2 separate regions of the Homo sapiens genome follow, and region 1 is linked to region 2. A link is a loop called in an ENCODE intact Hi-C map of the cell type or tissue named here. Cell type or tissue: CD14-positive monocyte. All regions are shown on one strand. Each heading gives the region's core, and the rest is flanking DNA. Links, peaks and the distances in the headings are about the cores only.

Region 1 (12,036 bases), core at 1,387-9,386, 52 kb after region 2:
AGAATTCCTAAAATTCAACAGTAAGAAAAAAATCAACACATTTTTAAAATGGGCAAAGGATCTGAAAAGATACTTCATCAAAGAAGATATAAGAATGGCAAACAAGCATATGAAAAGAAGTTCAGCATCACTTGTCATTACGGAAATGCAAACTAAAATAATGTGGTACCACTACACATGTATTAGAATGCTAAATCCAAAAAATTAACAGCAAGAAATGCTAGTGAGGACGCAGAGTTACAGAGTACTCCTTCAACGGTGGTGGGAATGCAAAATAGTATGGCCACTTTGAAAGACAGTTTTGAAATTTCTTATGAACAGAGACTTCCACAATCATGTTCTAGGTATTTGGCCAACTGATTTGAAAACTTAGGTTCACAAAAAAACCTGAGCACAAATGCTTCTGGCAGCTTTATTGATAAACTTGGCAACAAAGATGTCCTTCAGTAGGTGAATGGATAAACAAACTGTGGTACATAATTATAATGGAATAGTACTTAGCAATTAAAAGAAACAAACTATTAATTCACATAACTTGGATGAATCTTAAAATGCATTTTGTTAAGTCAAAGAAGCCAAATTAAAAAGGTTACACACTGTATTATTCCATTCATATGACATTCTGGGAAAGACCAATTGATAGAGAAAACAGATCAGTGATTTTGAGGGGTTTGGGGAGAAGGAAGTGTTTGCTAGGGGAAGAATTTTAAGGGTGGTGAACTAATATACATAGTATTGTAGTAGTGGATCTGCAACACTATACATTTGTCAAAACCCAAAGAACTTTGACAATACCCACAGAACTTTGACAAGAGACAAAGAATGACTCTTAATATACGTAAATTAAAAAAAATCTACCAGTGGTTGGGGGAACCGAAGATAGAATGCAGACTGTGACAAATCCAATTGTATTACAAAATGTGAGACATAACCTCATAAATGGGTATGGGGAATGAAGGGGCAAATTTTATAATTCTGTAAAATAATGTGTTTATAAATGGATTCAAGAAACTCTGGAAAAAAGTATTTTAGCTAGAAACTGTACGACTAAAGACAAAAAACTGTATATAAACATTGTACACTAGTTGATAAAGTTGTTTCTCACTAGGCACAGGTAAAAAATTCTGAAAAGTGGTACACATATACTGGGATTAAACAAACATGTAAACAGATGGCAGAGGGTAAAAGCTCAGTGTTGGAGTGGGACTTAGAAATAAGAAGGGGAAATGAGAATGAATTACATGGGGGTAAATTAGAGTCACAGACATCAAGTTCAATATATATTTTGTTGCAATTGCAACAAAATCAAGCATTGACAAATGGGATCTAATTAAACTGAAGAGCTTCTGCACATCAAAAGAAACTATCAACAGAGTAAACAGACACCCTACCGAATGGGAGAAAATACTGCAAACTACGCATCCCACAAAGGTCTAATATCCAGCATCTATAAGGAAATTAAACAAGTTTACAGGGAAAAAAACAACAATCCCATTAAGAAATGGGCAAAGGACATGAACAGACGCTTTTCAAAAACAGACATACATGCAGCCAACAATCAAATGAAAAAAAGCTCAATATCACTGATCATTAGAAAAATGCAAATCAAAATCACAATGAGATACTATCTAACACCAGTCCAAATGGCTATTATTAAAAAGTCAAAAAATAACAGAAGTTGGCAAGGTCGTGGAGAAAAAGAACGCTTATACACTGTTTATGGAAGTGTAAATTAGCTCAGGCATTGTGGAAGACTGTCATGATTCCTCAAAGAACTAAAGACAGAAATACCATTCAAGCCATCAATCCCATTACTGGGTACATACCCAAAGGAATATAAATCATTCTATTATAAAGATACATGCACACATATGTTCACTGCAACACTATTCACAGTAGAAAAGACATGGAATCAACCTAAACGCCCATCAGTGATAGACTGGATAAAGAAAATGTGGTATATATATACCATGGAGTACTATGCAGCCACAAAGAAAGAATGAGATAATGTCTTCTGCAGGAACATGGATGGAGCTGGAGGCCATTATCCTTTGCAAACGAATGCAGGAAAAGAAAACCAAATACCACATATTCTCACTTATAAGTGGAAGCTAAATGATGAGAACACATGCACACATAGAGGGGAACAACAGGCACTGAGGCCTTTTGGAGGGTGGAGGGTGGGAGGAGGGAGATAATGAGAAAAAAATAACTAATGGGTACTAGGCTTAATACCTGGGTGATGCAATAATCTGTACCACAACCCCCGATGACACAAGTTTAACTATGTAACAAACCTGCACTTGTACCCCTGAACTTAAAATAAAAGTTTAAAAATTAAATAAATAGAATTTTAAAAATTTTTTAAATCTCCTTGGAATTAGTTTGTAGAATTATAATCTGTATACTTGTGACTAAACTATATCTCTAAATTGGTATATCCTTATGACTAAGAATTTTTTTAAAGCTATATAGTATTTCAGTCAAAAACCAAATCTTAATGTGTTATGCTGTATGATGTACCAACTCAGTAACATCCTTCTGGTCTCCCGTAACCATCCACATATACCAGTAGGTATGTGTGGTATATATACCTACTGATATGCTCCACGTTTTGACTAAAAAACACAGATATGCTCCATGTTTTGACTAAAGAATTATAGAGATTCATTTTATGTATGTATGTATGTATGTATGTATGTATGTATGTATGTATGTATTTTGACATAGAGTCTCACTCTGTTCCCAGGCTCAATTGATCCTCCCATCTCAGACTCTAGAGTAGTTGGGACTACAGGTGTGTGCCACTGCACCCAGCTCATTTTTTTATTTTGTTTTTGATACAGATGAGGTTTCACCATGTTGACCAGGATGGTCTCAAATTCCTGGGCTCAAGCAGTCCACCTACCTTGGGCTCCCAAGTGCTAGGGTTACAGGCATAAGCCACCGTACCCAGCCTATACAGATAAATGAAATATTCTGTATGAGGACTATAGTTCATAGTATACTGGATTCAGGATTTTGCTAAATGAATAATTACAGTTGCTCTTGCCACTGGGAGCAAAATGACTGACTGAGACAATGGATGCTAATTTGTTCCACTATAGTGACCATTTTACATCATATCTTATAACATCATATCATATACCTTAAATATATGCAATAAAATTTATTTTAAAATAAAAGAAACCGAGTATAAAAATAATGTAGAATATATAAAACAGATATACAGTGCTCTAAAAAACTTTAAAGATAGGGGGAGGTGGTTTGTATATTCAAATAGACTTAATTGAGAACTACATATGATTAAAGATCAGAAGGACAAATGAGAGTTAACTGTCTAAGGGAAGTGATATGGTTTGGCTCTGTATCCCCACCCAAATCTCATCTTGAATTGTAATCCCCATGTGTCAGAGGAGGGACCTGCTAGGAGGTGATTGGATCACAGGGGCAGATTTCCCCATGCTGTTCTCATGACAGCAAGTGAGTTCTCATGAGATCTAATGGTTTAAAAGTTTGGCACTTCCCCCTTTGCTCGCTCTCTCTCCTGCGACCATGTAAGACATGCCTTGCTTTCCCTTTGCCTTCTACCATGATTTTAAGTTTCCTGAAGGCTCCCCAACCATGCAGACCTGTGAGTCAATTAAACCTCTTCCTTGATAAATTACCCAGTCTCAGCTAGTTCTTTATAGCAGTGTGGAAATGGAGTAATACAGAAAATTGGTACCGAGAGACATGGCGTATTTCTATAAAAATACCTGAAAATGTGGAAGTGACCTTGGAACTGGGTAGCAGGCAGAGGTTGGAACAGTTTGGAGGGCTCAGAAGAAGAGAGGAGGATGTCGGAAAGTTTGGAACTTCCTAGAGACCTGTTGAATGGTTTTGACCAAAACCATTGATCACTGATAGTGATATGGGCAATGAAATCCAGGCTGAGTAGGTCTCAGAGGGAGAAGAGGAACTTATTGAGAACTAGAGCAAAGGTCACTCTTGCTATGCTTTAACAGAGAGACTGGCAGCATTTTGCCCCTGCCCTAGAGATCTCTGGAACTTTGAACTTGAGAGAGATGATTTAGGGTATCTGGCAGAAGAAATTTCTAAGCAGCAAAGCATTCAAAATGTAACCTGGCTTTTTCTGAAAGCATACAGTCATATCCAGTCATAAAGAGATGGTCTAAAATTGGAACTTATGTTTAAAAGGGAAGTAGAGTGTAAAAGTTTGAAAAATTTGCAGCCTGACCATGAGGTAGAAAAGAAAAACCAATTTTCTGAAGAGAAATTCAAGCTGGCTGCAGAAATTTGCATGAGTAAAAAGAAGCCAAATGTTAATAGCCAAAACAATGAAGAAAATGTCTCCAGGGCATTTCAGAGATGTTCGCTGCACTCCCCGCCATCACAGGCCCAGGAGGCCTAGGAAGGAAAAATGGTTTTGTAGCCCAGGACCAGGGCTGTGCTGCTCTGTGCAGCCTTGGGACACGGTGCCCTGCACCCCAGCTGCTCCAGCTCCAGCCGTGGCTAAAAGGGGCCAAGGTACAGCTCGAGCTGTTGCTTCAGAGGGTGCAAGCCCCAAACCTTGGTGGCTTCCACATGGTATTGGGCCTGTAGTTGTGCAGAAGATAAGAACTGATGTTTGGAAACCTCTGCCTAGATTTCAGAGAATGTATGGAAACACCTGGATGTCCAGGCAGAAGTCTGCTGCAGGGGCAGAGCCCTCATGGAGAACCTCTTCTAGGGCACTACAGAGGGGAAATGTGGGGTTGGAGCCCCCACACAGAATGCTCACAGGGGCACTGCCTACTGGAGGGGTGAGAAGAGAGCCACCATCCTCCAGATCCCAGAAAACCTCACACCATGTACCTGGAAAAGCCGCAGGCACTCAATGGCAGCCTGTGAAAGTAGCTGCAGGTGCTGTACCCTGCAGAGCCACAAGGACAGAGATGCTTAAGGCCTTGGGAGCCCACATCTTGCAACAGCGTGCCCTGGATGTGAGACATGGAGTCAAAGGAGATTATTTTGGAGCTTTTACTATTTAATAACTGCCCTGTTACGTTTCAGACTTGCATGGGGCCTGTAGCCCCATTGTTTTGGCCAATTTCCCCCATTTTGAATGGCAGCATTTATCAAATGCCTGTACCCCCATTGTATCTTGGAAGTAACTAACTTGCTTTTGATTTTACAGGCTCACAGGCAGAAGGGACTTCCTTGTCTCAGATGAGACTTTGGCCTTGGACTTTTGGGATAATGTTGGCATGAGTTAAGACTTTGGTGGACTGTTGAGACGGCATGATTGTGTTTTGAAATGTGAGAAGGACATGAGATTTGGGTGGGCCAGGGGTGGAATGATATGGTTTGGCTCTGTGTCCCCACCCAATTCTCAACTGGAATTGTAATCCCCATGTGTCAGGGGAAAAACCTGGTGGGAGGAGATTGGATCATGAGGGCAGATTTTCCTCATGCTGGTCTCATGATAGTGAGTTCTCATGAGAGCTGATGGTTTAAAAGTTTAGCACTTCCCCTTTCGTTCTCTCCGTCTCTCCTGCCACCATGTAAGAGATGCCTTGCTTCCCCTTTGCCTTCTGCCATAAGTTTCCTGAAGGCTCCCAAGCCACGTGAAACTGTGAGTCCATGAAACCTCTTTTCTTTATAAATTACCCAGTCTCAGGTAGTTCTTCATAGCAGTGTGAAAACGGACTAACACAGGAAGCATGACATACAGCAATGAAAGTAGAAAGTTAGTCAAGAGACAAACTATGAAGACCAGAAAGGGCACCATAAATATAATGGTGTAGTACACTAAAAACGATAAAATGCCATTGAAAACCTTTTAAATAAGGAGATAAAAATCAATTTGCATTTTTAAAAGGTCATTTTCACAGCTATGTAGGAAACAACTTTGGGGGAAAACAAAAGATACGGAAACCACTTACAAGACTATTGTAGGAGCAAATTCTGAGAATAAGGCAGAGCAGAAAGGACCAGGAATCTTGTCTCCCAACCTAGACAACAATCACACTGCGGCAAGATCGGTTTGATGCAATTATTTTAGAATTCTAGAAGCCACTGTGGACTTGCAACTCCCAGAGAAAGATTTGGAGAGTAAATTACAGTTAATTTAGGTCAATTTCAGCTCTTAGCTCAGCTGTGGCTACCCATCTTTATCCCTGGCCCATTGGCAGGCAGCCATGCATATGTTCCTGGAACAACTCCTATGCTCCTTATGGGAGCCAGGATGGGCAAATGGGACCCTATCTTGTGCTATGATCACTGACTGCTGCTTATGATTGTGGAGGTGCAGACACAGAGGTAGGAAGTCATTGCAGCACCCTTTCCCTATTGCTACAAGCCCTTCCCCCTTAGGCTGAAGTGACTTCCGGGGAACTTAAAGGGACAGCGTCCTTTTTCCCTGTCTTCATTTTCCCACCTTTTGAGAACCACACATTGAAAATTAGGACATTGAAGGGCAATTGCATATTTGAGAGAAATTAGTAAGTCACCACAATATACAGAGAAAGGCACAGGCTCAGAAAATTCCTGAGAAGACCTTAAGTTTACATCTCAGGCTGATCCTCAGCATGGAGACTACTTATGTTAATCAAAAACAAAAGAAAAACAAAAACAAAAACAAACTAGCAAAACCTCAGAAAGAGGGAGAATCTGATGTCCAGAGTCACCACCTTATTAGATTCAAATGGCCAGTTTTTAACAACAACAACAACAACAACAAAAATCACAAAGCATACAAAGAAATAGGTAAGAAATACCCAAGGGAATGCCATTAGTTTGAAAATATTTTTGCCTACAGTTATAAAACTGCTACATGATAGCAGTACCCCCACAACCCCACATAACCCACAACTGATTGCTTAGTTCCTATGTATATGTATGCGTGTGTGGGTAATCACAGTATCTTGTCCAAAAGTCAAGACACTTATCGGAAGATGTGCACTTCTGCTAGGTACTAGCATAGATTCTAGAAGTATGTATAAGAGAAAGTTCCTGTCTTGTTCTTCAAGAGATGATGCAATAGAGAGATTATACTAAATAAAAAAAACAAAAGGAGATATTTTCACAACTGAATATACAAAACTCAATTTACCATACATAAATGTATCCAAGTGAGTATATAGTTTTTACGCCAACCAGGAAAGGCAATAGGGATGGATTGTATATGTCTCCAGAGCCCTAAACACAGAGTAACATTCAAGAATACTGTTACGGCTTCCTGGGCATTGTATAAGGTCTCTTACCTGATGACCTTAACTTTGTAAAGATGGTGGTGGTCAATACTTTAATCTATTTAAAAACCTCATTGGAGCTACAAATCAATCCACAAAACCAACAAAGAAAAATATATTAATAGTACTGACATTTAAAAAATACTGTATATATTTAAGACGTACAACATGAAATTTTGCTATACATATTGATAGTGAAATGGTTACCACAGTCAAGCAAATTTAATATATCCATCATTTCACATTGTTATCCCTTTTTGTGTATGTGTGCCTAGAGCACCTAAAGCCTACTCTTTCAGCAAAAAATCCTGAATACAATATTATTAACTATAGTCCTCATGATACACATTATATCTCTATACTTGCGCGTCCTGAATTTCTGCTATTTTTTATCCTTTGACCTAAGAAACTGTAGTATACACATACACATACACACACACATTGACGCACACCTCCAGAAATACTATTCAGCCTTAAAAAAAAGGGAGATCCTGCTATTTGTCACAACATGTATGAATCTGGATGGGTTCATCCAGAATATGTTAAGTGAAATAAGCCAGATAGAAAGAAGACGACTACTATTTGATCTGTTATATATGGAATCTAAAAAAATAAAAAAACTTGAATAAATAGAGAATAAAGGCCGGGCACGGTGGCTCACATCTGTAATTCTAGCACTTTAGGAGGCTGAGGCAGGTGGATTGCTAGAGCCAAGTTTGAGACCAGCCTGGGCAACATAACGAAACCCTGTCTCTATCAAAAATTATAAAAATTAGCCTGGTGTGGTGGTGTGTGCCTGTAGTCCCAGCTACTCGGGAGGCTGAGGTGGGAGGATCACTTGAGGGCGGGAGGTGGAGGCTGCATTGAGTTGTGACTACTGCACTCCAGCCTGGGTGACAGAACAAGACCCTGTCTCCGAAAAAAAAAGAGAGACAGAGAGAGAATAAAGCAGTGGTTACCAGGAACGGGGAGGGAGACAGTAATGCCAACATTTGTACTGGGTGTTACACTTACAAAGTATTTGTATATGCATTATGTTGTTCGATCTTCACTTAAACTGAATGTAGTAAGTATCCTATTAGAATCTGACCAACAAAGGACCATATTAACCAACACTGCTTATACCCAGGAATCCAACCCAAGCCTTCTGACTCCAAGGCCAGTCCACACTCCCGTTATTCTATTTCTCACCATTGATATGAACTGATACATTACAGGTAACCAACACAAATCAGGTAAGAGCTGGCACAGCAGCCTTTTCGCCTGGAAAAGGCATATGCATTGCTTAACAAGTTTTATTAAGTGCTTTCTATAGGGAAGGCACTGTATTAGATGCTGGGGGAATAGCAATAAACATTATGGGTATTATCAATGTTCTTCTGGTATGTATATTCTGCCAGGGATTAATTTAAAAAATTAATATCCACCAAGAGGAACTATTAACTAAATTATGGTCATCAGTATGCTGCAATGTTACACAATTATTAAAGAGAATGTGCTATATAGTCTCAAATATTTAATAAAAATATATAAGCTGCAGAAAAATGAATAGCACGGTCCTATTTTAATTTAAAAAACATGTAAGCATATATACTCTAGAATACATATGAACTTGGAAATGAGGTTCAAAAGTAAGAGCTTTTAGTTTTTATTCTTTATACCACTGGATTGTTCAATGTTTTTTTATTTTAAGAGATGGGGTCTCACTCTGTTGCCCGGGCTGGAGTACAACAGCACAATCATTGTTCACTGCAGCCTCAAATACCTGGGCTTAAGCGATCTTCCCACCTCGGCTTCCCAAGAAACTAATATTACAGGTGTGCATTGCCTGGTTAATTTTTTTAATTTTTTTATAGAGACAGGGTCTCACTTTATTGCCAAGGTTGGTCTCAAACTCCTGGCCTTAAGTGATTCTCCCGACTTGGCATCCCAAGGTGCTAGGATTACAGGTGTGAGCCACCATGCTTGGCCTATTTCTATCACTTAATTGCTCAGTATTTTTAAAGCAAATGTTTATTACCTTCCTAACTGAAAAAAAAAAAGCACAACAAAGAGGAAAAACTCAAGAAGTCACCATTTGGTGTAGGTATTACAACAGGAAAGTATATGGGAACATAAAGCAGAGAGATCGAGTCAGGGAAGGCTTCCCCAAAGGAAATGAAAATTGACATCTAAAAAAAAAGAGCCTGTAACGAGAGGTGGGGTGCAAGTGGGAACATAGCCCCTTCAAGAAACTTCATACAAGCTGGCATGGAGCTTGTAAAAGGGAGAATGGCTTAAAGGTGAGACTGAATAAGTAAGGGCTATATCACACAAGGATTTATGTTTGGACTACCTTAAGACAACAGGAAATCAAGCTTGCGAGCAGTGCAGTGCCATTATCAGACTAAAATGTGATTTAAAAATCATTCTAGCTGCAGTGTGGGAAACATGGATTAAGAGTACTTAGATTGGCCGGGTGCGGTGGCTCACACCTGTAATCCCAGCACTTTGGGGGGCTGAGGCATGCGGATCATGAGGTCAGGAGATCGAGACCATCCTGGCTAACATGGTGAAACCCCGTCTCTACTAAAAATATAAAAAATTAGCTGGGCATGGTGGCGGGCACCTGTAGTTCCAGCTACTCGGGAGGCTGAGGCAGGAGAATGGCATAAACCCGGGAGGCGGAGGTTGCAGTGAGCTGAGATCGCGCCACTGCACTCCAGCCTGGGCAACAGAGCGAGATTCCGACTCAAAAAAAAAAAAAAAGTAGTTAGACTACAGTCAGGGAGACCCATAGGAGGCTACCACTCTAGTCCTGTCCAAAGATGATATGCACAGTATGGAGGCAAAGAGATGTAAATGGGACAAGTTTTAGTGCAAAGAATTTTAGAATTATGAACAGAAGAGACAGAAACAGGTAATCTCTAAGGTCTCCGCTTATAAACATACTCTGACCCCTCACATTTTAGATCTACTAGATGTAGCACAGAAATGGAGGAATTATAGGGCGCTACACAAGACATCTTCCACAAGAATATTCCTCTAACATTAAAAGATATGAAGCAACTACAAGCATATCCACACTCCCAAACCAGGATAAAACTATGTTAATTAAATACTCAAACTATGGAATTCTATACAAATTTATATAATTTATGGTTATTGGCAATAGTAAAAAGACCAGGACTTTGAAGTCAACACTTGAGTTTGAGTACTGTACTGCCTTTGCTGTGAATTAGTTATGAGTATTCTTGGATAAGACACCAAGCTAACTAGGTTAAGTAGGTTTTTTCCCACATCCCAGTTAACAACTAGTATACTGTATTTACCTATTTGATGACGTGACTTGAAGTTGAAACATGATGGTAAACAACGCTTATGACACAGAAACATTCAATAATGTTGTTTTAAAGAAATTTTATTTATCATGTTATTACGAATAGAAATCATGAAAATATAATAGACAATTTTAATACCGATAGCAAATATATCATCTTTTTTTAAGAGTTGCTTTTTTCTTTCTAAAGTTTTTCTTTTTTAAAAAATTATTTTTATTATACTTTAAGTTCTGGGATACATGTGCAGAATGTGGAGGTTTGTTACATATGTATACATGTGCCGTGGTGGTTTGCTGCACCCATCCACCCATCATCTAGGTTTTAAGCCCTACATGCATTAGGTATTTGTCCTAATGCTCTCCCTCCCCTTTAAGGTTTTTCTTTAAATATATTTACAGATACGTTAAAGTGGAATTTTTTAAAAGCCTTTTAAGACCAAGTGCTCACACCTACTTCAAAACATGAAGCTAGAAATTCTCATGTAGCCTGTCTGATTTGACTTTGGTAGCACACAAACATGCAAAAACGTTCCTCTTCCTGAAAGAAGCAATTTCCAGCTGTCTAACCTAAAACACAAATGATTACACACCAGAAACTGTTACTAATGTTAAAATTCGGTACCAGAGGCTGAGCCTGTACCAAGGAAATAGAGATCAAAGTTTCCACTCTTGTGAAAACATCTCAAGTTAGGAACCACATCAATAAAACACAATACTCAGAACTCAGCAAATTTATACTCATAGTAAAGAAAAAGTCAGTCAAAGTAAGCTTTAACTCTTGATACTACATCGCCTACATTGTTGAAGTTTCCCAATTTTTTTCAACTTCAATAAACTTATTTGCACAAAATGACCTGCAAATTTTAAAGTAAAAGTAAATAGAGCATTGCAATTTACTTATTAAGGATCAGGTGAATTTTGACCAGAACTTCGAAGCAGCAAAAGAAAATAAATTATAGAAGGACTAAAAGTCAAAAGAACCAAGACTGTCAATCTGTCTGTCAACAACACAACTGAAAATCCTCTGGGTGCAAAGTAGTACCTTTAAAAAGGTCACTCCACAGGCAGCTAAAGTACTATAGGATAAATGTCACCTGCTGAGTCAGACTCTAGAGGTGGGGCTGAGACACTGATAGTTTAACAAACTTCACAGGTGATTCTGATATGCAGCCACTATTGGGAACAACTAGTATACTGGTTAAGAGCACAGACACACATTCTCAGGTTTAACTCCTGGACCTTGACAAGTTATTTAACTTGTTTTTAGTTTTTATTTTTATGTATGTATGTATGTATGTATGTATGTATGTATGTATGTATGTATGTATGTACGTACTAAGACAAGGTCTCGCTCTGTCACCCAGGTTGGAGCGCAGTGGCGCGATCTTGGCTCACTTGCAACCTCCACACCCACCAGGCTCAAGAGAGTAGCTGGCACTACAGGCACGCACCACTACTCCTGGCTTGTATTTTTTGTAGAGA
Region 2 (12,036 bases), core at 1,731-9,730:
TCTTCTGTGCATTACTTTCACTCCCCTTTTCATAAAAGTCCATCCCTGTGAAATGCCACTGTCTGCTGCCACAGCCTGCCGACATCCCACTCACATACAAAGCCTGGTGAGATGCGAATTCTTCTATGAAGAAAAGACTTCCATGAAGAAAGGCCGCTGAACCTCTCCTTTCTCACTCATTTAACACCAATTTTGGGGTTAGGTATACAAAATGGGACAAAACATACCCCTAACCCCCACTGCCCTCATATTTGCCTTTGGAACCCAACCACAACATTGTGAGAAAGGCAATACCAAGAAGCCAAGTGCAGAAGCTCCAGCTGACAGCCTCGGGAAGGTCTGAGTCAATAGGCAGCATTAATGAGAAACGTGAGATAGCAAGCCCTCAGAATTCAACCTTCACATTTGAGTTTCTCTAGCTGATGTGAGTGGTACGGAGATAAGTTATCCCTACTGACCCCCCTGCCCAAAGTATAGACTTGAAGGCAAACTAAATGCTGTTGTTTTAAGCCACTGAGCCTTACAGTCATTTGTCATGCAGAGTAACACTATAAGTAACTGGAACAGGTCAAAATATAAAAATCAATCATATGTTTATATATTAATAAAAAGAACTGAAAGGAAAAATTAAAACCTAAATGTTACAGTAACATTGAGAAATATGAAATGCTTAGGAATAAATTTAACAAAATACGTGAAGACTGCTGAAGTAGACAGAACTATAAAATGATCCCAGTGACCCTTGCCCTTGTATAATCCCCTTTCCTTTGAGTGTCAGTAGAACATAATCACTCTTGTGATTATGCTACGTTAAATGGCAAAAGGGAGATTATCTGCGATTACCTAATCACATGAATCTTTAAAAGCAGAGTTTTCTCTAGCTAGTAGCAAAAAAGTCAGAAATTCAAAACATGAACAGGACTGGACACACTACTGCTGGCTTGGTAATGGAGAATTATGTACAAAGGACCTGAGAGCACCTCTAGGAGCTGAGAATGACCCCAGCCTACAGCCAGCAAGAAAACAGAGTTAAGTCCTACAACCAGAAGGAACTGGGTTTTGCCAACAACCTGAATGACCCTGGAAGGAGATTCTTCCCCAGAATCTCCAGATAAGAATGCAGCCAAGGTGACATTTGGATTTTGGCCTTGTGAAACCCTAAGCAGAGAACCTGGCTAAGCCTACTTGGACTTCTGACCTACAGAACTGTGAGATAATAAATGGAGGTAGTTTAAAACGTCTAAGTTTGTGGTGATTTGTTACATAGCAACGGAAATCAAATATAACTGCAAAGGAACGAGAGATAAAAGTTTGGGAGGATAGAAATATTCTAGATATTGATTGCAATTATGATAGTGACAATATGGTTATACATATTTGTCAAAACTCAACCAACCCTATTTTAAAATAGATGCATCTTATTGTATATTAATTGTACCTCAATAAAATTGATTTAAAAAGAGTTAATCTCTTTAAAATTTTCTTCTTATGCCTCTTGTCACCCTATACAATACTCTCGTTAATAGTTTTATGTATTCTCTGCTTCAGTACCCCTCATCTATTGTTGATTCTCCAGCCCAAGACATTAAATTAAACTCTGAAATGAGAATATTCAATTACCTGTTAGACCTGTCCACTGAAGGATGTGAACTGATTACCATGTTTTGATTTATATTTTTATGAGTTTACCTCAAAAAACTCTAAAATTAAGATCATCTAGGTAAAGCTTAGACCTCTATAAGAAATTTGGTAGTTGGAAAATCCTGTCTTAGAACATTTCTTTCCAAACTATATTTCAAGGTGCCCTAGTATTCAGCCTGATGCCTTAGGAACCATGGGAAAGTAGAGGATGTCACAGGCAGGTATAGGGAGTGGGGAAAACACACAAAGAGGAAACAGGCTCACAAACTTTAACCAAATAACTTCCCTTTTATCTGCTTTATATATAAAGATTCCATGTAGGAGTTTGTTTTAAAAAGTTGTTCAACTGCTAAAAATATTTCGAAATAATTACTTTAGAAGTTTGGTAAAGACTTACAAGAAGCATCCTAATTTTATCTTTCTGAGTCACAGGGAACCAATCATAAAATAACCAATGTAGCAGGGAAAGAATCTATTACCCCATATTCCATAAGCCCCTTGTGGGCGGCACCAGAGAATAACCTTGTTTCTGGCTCAATGACAGTATGGATCACATCCAATTCATCTCTGTATCACCAAGTGCCTATCACCTAGTACAAACTCAAATGCTTCCCGAGCTTCAAATGATATGCAAACAATGCTGAAAGGTACAATAAAAGGATTGTAAGCTGGCACTCTTTTGTACAGCTTCTAATGCATACCACTTCTAGGTATATTCCCTTAAGAATCTCTAGCACAAGTGAGCCAGGGAGAATGTACAAGACTGTTGATAACAGCACTGTTTGTAACAGTAAAACAATAAACAACTAAAATTTCCATTAAGAAAATGGGTAAGTTATGGCCGGGCGCGGTGGCTCATGCCTATAATCCCAGCACCTTGGAGGCCAAGGCAGGCGGATCACCTGAGGTCAGGAGTTCAAGACCAGCCTGACCAACATGGAGAAACCCCGTCTCTACTAAAAATACAAAATTAGCTGGGTGTGGTGGCATGTGCCTGTAATCCCAGCTACTCAGGAGGCTGAGGCAGGAGAATCACTTGAACCCAGGAGGCAGAGGTTGTGGTGAGACGAGATCGTGCCATTGCACTCCAGCCTGGGCAACAAGAGGAAAGCTCCATCTCAAAAAAAAAAGAAAGAAAAGAAAAGAAAAGAAAATGGGTAAGTTATTTATGATATATATATACAATGAAATACTATATAGCAAAGATAACAAAGAAAGTTAAAAATTCATACAAATGAATCTCAACAAATACAATGTTGAGTGAGAAAAATGCAAGTTGCATAATATCACAGGGCATGATACTATCTAAGACAACACTATCTATTGTCAGAGTGGTAGTTACAATCTGTTGAACATAAGGGAGATGTTTTGGGAGGGGTCACCTGGGAGATTTCCACTGTACTGAGAGTGTTTCATTTTTGAAGCTTGGTGGTTGGGTAAATGGGTACTCATTTTATTATTTTCAGCATATTTATATAGTTAGAACATTCATAACACAGTTTTTAAAGTTCTATACCAAGGGTGGGCAAACTAAGGCCTGTAGGCCAAATCCAGCCCATCATCCAGCTTTGTAAGTAAAGTTTTACTGGAACATAGCCACATTCATGGCTGCACTGCAACAGCTGAACTGAGTAACCACAACACAGAAGCCTATTTATTATCTGTCCCTTTACAAGAAATGTTTGCCAACCTCTGTTCTTTAACAAGATATAAGTAAAGACCTAGAGTGCAAATGAAGGAGCAATTAATTGTGAAATAATCAAATATAACCAAGTGGTTACTGGGAAAAATGACCAGCAGAGTTGATAACAGACAGGTAAGGGCGGGGGGCGGGATGGAAGAAAACAAAGTTTTGGTCCATTTTCTGTTGCTATAACAGAATACCACAAACTGGGTAATTATAAACAACAGACGTTTATTTGGTTCATGGTTCTCGGGACTGGGAAGTCCAGGTGTAGGGGCCTGTATCTGGCAAGGGCCTTCACGCTGTATCATCCCATGGTAGAAAGCAGAAGAGCAACAGAACACAAGAGGGAAAGTGGAAAGGGGCCAAACTTTTCCTTTTATCAGGAACCCACTCCTGTAATAAATAACTCACTCTCACAACAATGGCAATAATCCATTCATAAGGGCTCTGCCCTCATGACCTAATGACCTTTTAAAAGTCCCACTTCTCAGTATTGTTGCATTGGGAATTAGGTTTCCAACACATGAACTTTAGAGGACACATTCAAACCATAACAAGTAAAAACAAAATAAGCTTTAGAGCACTGCTGTTCAACAGAGTTTTCTAAGATGGCAAAAATGTTCTATATCTGCACTGTCCAACATGGTAGACACTAGTCACATGTGGCCTTTAAGCATTTGAAATATGGCTACTGGGACTGAGAAACAGAATTTTAAAATGCATTTATTTTTAGTTACTTTCAGTATTCACAAGTACCAGTGGTAAAGGCACAAATATGAATAATTAAAGGGCAGGCTGCAGACAGATTTGAGAATCATATGGTATTTATGGGAACTGAGTCAAATGATTACTCTCTCCAAGAAAGAGGGCATTAAAAAAAAAAGGATATAAAGCAAGAGAAGCAGAGATTTAACAGAATTAAAGCAGAATTAAGCAGAATTTAATAGAATTGAAGACTTCCATGCTAATTAATTAAGTAAACAGACATTAGGTGAATCAGAGGTACAAGAGCTAGAGACGACAGAGAAACCAGAAGAGCCACAACTCAAAATAAAAAAGATGAGTTATATACGCCTACATATGAATGAGGAAGATTTTTGGAATTAATGCTTAGCCAGAAAAACCGAAAAAGAACTTGGCTTTCTGTTCCTGGCTTATTTCACTTAACATAATGTCCTCTAGGGTCATCCATGTTATTGCAAATGACAGGATTTCAATCTTCTTTATGGCTGAATAATATTTCATTGTGTATATATACTACATTTTCTTTATCCATTTATCCACTGACGGACATTTAGGTTGATTCCACATCTTAGCTATTGTGAATAGTGCTATAAGACATCTCTTCAACATACTGATTTCCATTCATTTGGATATATATCCAGCAGTAGAGAGTAGATTGGTGGTTACCAGAGGTTGGGAAGGATAGGAAGGTGGGGCCAATGAGAGGTTGGTTAATGGGTATAAAATTACAGTCAGATAGAAGGAATACATTCTACTGTTTAATAGCACAGCAGGGTGACTATAGTTAACAATAATTTATGGTATATTCTAAAACAGGTAGGAGAGAAGATTTGGAAATGTTCTCAACACTCCATGATATATAATAAATATTTGAGATGATGGATATCTCAATTACCCCCATTTGATCCTTACACATTGTACGCATGCATCAAAATATCACACATACACTATAAATATATAGTTATTATGTATCAATTTTAGAAAGGATTTGTATATTAATGTTTTTCTCTTCATTTGATCAAAAAAAGTCTGCAAAAGATAAGTCAAATTATATTTTCTAGATTTCTGCCATACAGAAAGATGTTTATCTTTTATTACTTCACCAAATTATCAACTAGTCAATGTATGTTTGGCTTCCACTGAAGAAATATTTGTCTAGAAATAAATCCTATTAAGAATTACTAAGCTTTTAAAAAATCTTCCATTAAATTGACGTTTGTTCTCTTTTCTACTATGACACACTGTATCTCATTCTTCCTCATCCAAACCACAAAGAAAATATTTCACAAGCTTCTAAAAAATGTTAGTTCATATATTGCACAAGAACATGCTATGAAAAAGGAACATGTGAGGAACAAATTATCTCACCACAAACCAGCTGAGTTGATTTCTGTAGATTTGATGAAATCAGTTATCTGATTTCCAGGGTCTAGCAATAGTTTTTTGTTTGTTTGTTTTAGTTTAGAGTTTAAAGAAATCTGCCTAATAATATACAGACAGAGAAAGATATATTCAGTATCTGCTCTAGTAACTACTGGCATAAGAAATAAATAGTATTTCTTGGGGAATCTGTCCAAATACTTGTATTTAGATATCAACATGAACTTATTCTTTTTATTTCCTTTTTTTAAGAGATGAGGTCTCACTTTGTCACCCAGGCTGGAGTGCTGTGGCAGGATCATAGCTCACTGTAGCCTTCAATTCCTGGGCTCAAGTTATCTTCCCACTTCAGCCTCCTGAGTAGCTGGGACTACAAGCACGTGCTAATTTTTAAATTTTTTTGTAGAGACAAAGTCTCACTATGCTGCCCAGGCTGGTCTCAAACGCTTGGACTCAAGTGATCCTCCCACCCCCGCCTTCCAAAGTGCTGGGATGACAGGTGTAAGCCACTGTGCCAGGCCTGATCTTATTCTTCAGAATAATTAGGCTGGGGAAAAGAAAACTGGAGGAATCACATTACCTAACTTCAAATTATACTACAGAGCTATAGTAACCAAAACAGTATGGTACTGGCATAAAAATAGACTCACAGACCAATGGAACAGAAGACAGAACCCAGAATCAAATCCATACATCTACAGTGAACTCATTTTCAACAATGGTGCTAAGAACATACACTGGGGGAAAAGTGCTGGGAAAACTGGACATCCATATGCAGAAGAATGAAACTAGACCCCTATCTCTCACCATATACAAAAATCAAATCAGAATGAATTAAAGACTTAAATCTAAGACCTCAAACTATGAAACTTTTTTTTTTTTTTTGAGACAGAGTCTTGCTCTGTTGCCCAGGCTGGAGTGCAGTGGCATGATCTCGGCACACTGTGACCTCCACTTCCCGGTTCAAGCGATTCTCCTGCCTCAGCCTCCTGAGTAGCTGGGACTACAGGTGCCCACCACCACACCTGGCTAATTTTTGTATTTTTAGTAGAGACAGCATTTCACCATATTGGCCAGGTGGTCTTGAACTCCTGACCTTGTGATCCACCTGCCTTGGCCTCCCAAAGCGCTGGGATTACAGGTGTGAGCCACTACACCCAGCCCAAAACTATTAAAATAAAGCATTGGGGGAAATTCTCTAAGACACTGGACTGGGCAAAGATTTCTTGAGTAATACCCTGTAAGCACAGGCAATCAAAGCAAAAATGGACAAATGGGATCACATCAAGTTAAAAAACTTCTGCACAGCAAAGTAAACAATCAACAAAGTGCAGAGACAGCCCATGGAATGGTAAAAAATATTTGTAAATTATCCAGTTGACAAGGGATTAATAACCAGAATATATAAGGAGCTCAAACAACTCTATAGGAAAAAAAAATCTAATAATCTGATTTTTAAAATGAGCAAAAGCATCATCACTGGCCATCAGAGAAATGCAAATCAAAACTACAATGAGATACCATCTCACACCAGTTAGAATTTTAGTATATGTGCTGCCGAAGCGAGCACGCTCTCACACCAGTTAGAATGGCAATCACTAAAAAGTCAGGAAACAACAGGTGCTGGAGAGGATGTGAAGAAACAGGAACACTTTTACACTGTTGGTGGGACTGTAAACTAGTTCAACCATTGGGGCGATTCCTCAAGGATCTAGAACTAGAAATACCATTTGACCGAGCAATCCCATTACTGGGTATATACCCAAAGGATTATAAATCATGCTGCTCTGAAGACACATGCACATATATGTTTACTGCAGCACTATTCAAAATAGCAAAGACTTGGAACCAACCCAAATGCCCATCAATGATAGACTGGATTAAGAAAATGTGGCATATACACCATGGAATACTATGCAGTCATAAAAAAGGATGAGTTCATGTCCTTTGTAGGGACATGGATGAAGCTGGAAACCACCATTCTGAGCAAACTACAGCAAGGACAGAAAACCAAACACCACATGTTCTCACTCATAGGTGGGAATTGAACAATGAGAACACTTGGACACAGGGTGGGGAACATCACACACTGGGGCCTGTCATGGGGTGGGGGGAGCGGGGAGGGATAGCGTTAGGAGATATACCTAATGTAAATGACGAGTTAATGGGTACAGCACACCACATGGCACATGTATACATATGTAACAAACCTGCACATTGTGCACATGTACCCCAGAACTTAAAGTATAATAAAAAAAGAAAAATAAATAAATACATAAAAATAAAAAATAAAAATGAGCAAAAAATCTGAATAGACATTTCTCAAAAAAAGTCATATAAATGGCAAGCAGGCATATAAAAAGGTGCTCAATATCATTGACCATCAGAGAAACATAAATCAAAACTATAATTAGATAGCATGTCATCCCAGGTCAAATGACTTTTATCCAAAAGACAGGTGATATGTTTGGCTCTGTGTCCCCACTCAAATCTCATCATCTCAAATTGTAATCCCCATATATCGGGGGAGGGTCCCTGTGGGAGGTGACTGGATTATAGGAGCGATTTCCCTGATGCTGTTCTCATGATTGTGACTGAGTTCTCACGATATCTGATGGTTTAAAAGTGGCACTTCCCCCTTCGCTTCCTCTCTCCTACCCCCATGTCAAGAAGGTACTTGATTCTCCTTTGCCTTCTACCATGATTGTAAGTTTCCTGAGGCCTCCCCAGCCATGCGGAACTGAGTCAATTAACCCTTTCTTCTTCATAAATTACCCAGTCTCAGGTAGCTCTTTCTTTTTTTTTTTTTTTTTTTTGAGATGAAGTCTCACTCTGTCACCCAGGCTGGAGTGCAGTGGTGCGATCTCAGCTCACTGCAACCTCCACCTCTCAGGTTCAAGCGATTCTCGTGCCTCAGCCTCCCTGAGTAGCTGGGACTACAAGTGCATGCCTCCACACACAGCTAATTTTTTGTATTTTTAGTAGAGATGGATTTTCACCATGTTGGCAGGCTGGTCTCAAACTCCTGACCTCAGGTGATCTGCCCACCTCGGCCTCCCAAGGTGCTGGGATTATGGGTGTAAGTCACCATGCCCGGCCACAGGTAGTTCTTTAAAGCAGTGTGAAAACGAACTAATACAACAGGCAATAAAAAATGCTGGTAAGGATGTGGAGAAAACAGAACTCTCATACATTAAAACTACTATGAAAAAATTAAAAGTCCAATAAAAGAAACTGTAAAGTTGAAGAAGTCTCCCAAAAAGTACAACATAATGACAAAGATGGAAAATAAGAAAGAAATGAAATTTAAAGAAGCAAGCTAGGAGATATCATATCTTAATAATGGGAAGTTCCAGAAAGAGAAAACAAAAGGGAAGAATTAATCCAAGAAATCAAAGGGTACACTGAGAATATTCCATAAACTTCTAAAAAAAGAAAAAACAAACAATTAGATCAGATACAAATAATCAAGAACTAGGATGGCTTTGGATTCTCAATACTTACACAGTAAAGAAGAAAACAATGAGGTATGGACTCCAATGTTTCAATGAAAGAGTTTTCAACCTTTAATTCTATATCCAAGTACAAGCAAATAATATGCCATTTTCATAAACATAGTATCTCAAAAAACTTACTTCCCATGCCCACTTTCGCAAGAAGGTACTGGAGGATGTGCTCTACCAAAGGACAGTATAAATCAAGAAAAAAATAAGACATATCATAAAGAAAACTGGAGATCTAACACAACAAAGACATATAGGAAGATCTCAGGATAAATACTTGCATCTGACACAGAGGGCAACTAGTCCAGATTAGAAGAATGTAACTCAAAAGACAGTCATAATGAGGGTTGTTATCACCAAGATAACTGCTAATGTAAGAACAGAATGTCCAGGAAATACGAAAAGAACATAAAATAATTGTTTTGTTCCCTAAGAAGGCAGGAGGGGATGAGATATAATCCAAAGCTGAGGTGAAAAGATCACCTTTAGACAGGAACAACTGCTACTGAGACTCTGGAAGAGTCTTCAACACAGATGAAGTGGACAATATTGAAGCTGTCTTCCAACGGTTTCTATCGTCTCTGTAAATTAGGAAGAAAACCCACTTGCTAAGCATAAAAGAGAAGGGGTAAGTTTGAGGTTTGAAGAGGGGGGAAAAGTTGAAATAACTGTTAAAAATAGTAGGAAAAGTTAACTAGGGAAAAGACAGTAGGCCATCTAAGCAGTGTTGAAACTGCTGCACTGGTTTCTCTATTAATTTATGATCATGAATCTGCTCCGTCGAAACTTTTCTTCAGCAGTACTTGGCTGCTTAGATACAGATTATCCAGTTATGGGGGCTCATCAGAGTTACAATTTCATTTCATTTGAAGAAGGGCAAAGATAAGAATATAAGTTAGAGTATTATTTAAATAATGAGCTATGAACTTTAACGAGGATAACAAAGAAAATGAGAAAGGATAACATGTATTAAATGGTTAGGATAATGCCAAGGCAATATTAAGCAATAAAAAAGATAGCTATTATTATTACTAACCACAGTCCTCCAGCAGTAAGTGATTTCCATCACTCTAATTTGCAATCATGTATATATGTATGTGTATGTGTGTGTGTGTATATATATATATATATATATAATGTATGTATGTATATATATGTATGTGTATATATATGTATATATGTGTGTGTATATATATGTGTATGTATATATATACATCTCACTCTCTTCTACCATATTGAGCTCTTTGAGGATAAGTAGTATGTCTTACTCATCTGTCTCTTCCCAAAGCCTAACTCAGTAGTTAGCATGCTGTAAGAGGCTCTTAAATGTGTATGATTAAACCAACAAATCAAATACCCTGCTTTTAAGCTACCCATATAGGGCATTATCACCTTAACATTAATTCAGAAAAATAGATATTTCCTTAACATTAATTCAGAAAAACAGATATTTTCAAGAAAGGCATCTAAGGGCCACTGACAATTCAATGGTGGAAATTTACTAAGTAGCTAACAGCATGATTGATAGGAGTTTTCCTGTACTGCAGACTATAGAATTAGCATGAGGAAGAAAATGAGTTAATGTACAGTACATGAAAACTGAAAGTATGTTTTCTCATTTTTAAGGGGCAGGAGGGACCAACCCCTGCCTCTATTTTTAATCAGTTTAGTACCCCACAATGTTTCATTAAATGAATACTCCAAAGCATGACCTACCCAATGCTGATCAAATATATGCATAAAGACTTCAAAGTAAGTTCGAGAACATATATTAATCTGTGAGCTGGCCAGGCCCTTTAACTTCCTCTTTGCTTTAGGCAGAGAGCAGATCCCCCAAATAAGAATGTACTTTCTCTGGTTTATTGAAGGCCATCTTTTTTAGCTGTAGATCCAATAGAAAAAAAATAGGATTTTATTTTTGCTGTTGCTTAAGTTAATATAATGTTCATTTAAAAATATTCATAGGGAAAAATATACAGCTTTGATATAATAGTAGACATATATAGAATATAGTGAATTACAACCTTAAGTGCGAGCTGTGCTAAAAATCATCTTTAGTAAATGTGTTCTTTGAAACTGTTGGTCCTTGTAAGTCTGAAGCACTATGTAATACCTAATACGATACTAAAACCAGCCAGGCCCAGTAGCTCACCCCTATAATCCCAGCATTTTGGGAGGCTGAGGTGGGAGGATCTCTTAAGCCCAGGAGTTAAAGAATAGCCTGGGCAACAAAGTGAGACCACGCCTCTGCGAAAATAAAAATTAAGAAATTAGCTGGGTATGGTGGCAGGCACCTGTGGTCCTAGCTACATGGGAGGCTGAGGCAAGAGGATCCCTTGAGACCAGGAGGTTCAGGTTGCAGTGAGCCATGTTCAAGCCACTGCACTCTAGCCTGTTATGACAGAGCGAGACCCTGTCTCAAAAACTATATATACTAAAACACCTAAACCTCTAGGTCTAATACTTTATGGAAAATATATGCAGAGTTTTCATCTGAGATGACAAAACAGTTCCTTGTCTCTATATTTTCTAACCTGTATTCTAATAAGCAGAAGTCACAACAGAAGCTAGGAAAAGGGGATTTCAGGCAGTGAACAAAAAGGAAAGAAAAAACGTTTTTGCAATAGGATACTTCTTAGTCCAGTTTGACTCCCTTCAACACTCTTGTTTTTGCCTGAAGGTCCCGAGAACTGTCCCATCTCTACTTTCAAGGAAAGAACTTGCAGTTTCTGGCCAGAGTTGACCTCTTTTCCAGAGCTACTGCAGAAAAAAGAGCACCTGCTCTGGCTGCATCCCCATTCACAATTGCTGATTTGTAAATTAAGCAATTCGACTACAGCAATGTGTGTGTTTGTTAGTCATTAAGAACAATACATTTGAGGGGGATGGGTTGAAAATAAGAAAAAACAAAATGATAAAATGTTTGGGTTTTGGGAAAACAGGAAAGAATGACAGATACAATCCAAAGCAGAGCTTGCCTGTCAGCAACAAGGGAGAAACCTGGCAACAGATTACAAAGGTTTCCTTTTCCTCTACTATCTTCTCTTTATTTCAGTGAAAGTTAAAGACACATCATAGGTG

What was found. A loop is a pair of places that touch in the nucleus more often than their neighbours do. Peaks named below come from ENCODE experiments on the same cell type or tissue, not always from the same donor. Only the 100,000 strongest peaks of a DNase experiment are listed, where the experiment ranks them.
Region 1: it touches region 2 in a loop (1.9-fold over the local background); 4 of 110 quality-filtered maps call a loop at or near these places.

Annotation. Positions count from the first base shown.
Region 1 is chr11:73,023,320-73,035,355 of GRCh38, forward strand. All of the region lies in intron 3 of FCHSD2 (FCH and double SH3 domains 2), which reads right to left. Among named protein-coding and RNA genes, the nearest start is that of FCHSD2, 110 kb to the right of the region's middle. In CD14-positive monocyte, for the core only: no CTCF peak of the experiment used is centred there; DNase peaks (open chromatin) are centred at 3,472 and 5,492; H3K4me3 peaks cover 1,115 bases; H3K27ac peaks cover 4,014 bases.
Region 2 is chr11:72,970,607-72,982,642 of GRCh38, forward strand. All of the region lies in intron 8 of FCHSD2 (FCH and double SH3 domains 2), which reads right to left. Among named protein-coding and RNA genes, the nearest start is that of ATG16L2, 160 kb to the left of the region's middle. In CD14-positive monocyte, for the core only: no CTCF peak of the experiment used is centred there; DNase peaks (open chromatin) are centred at 5,385 and 5,745; H3K4me3 peaks cover 1,071 bases; H3K27ac peaks cover 7,280 bases.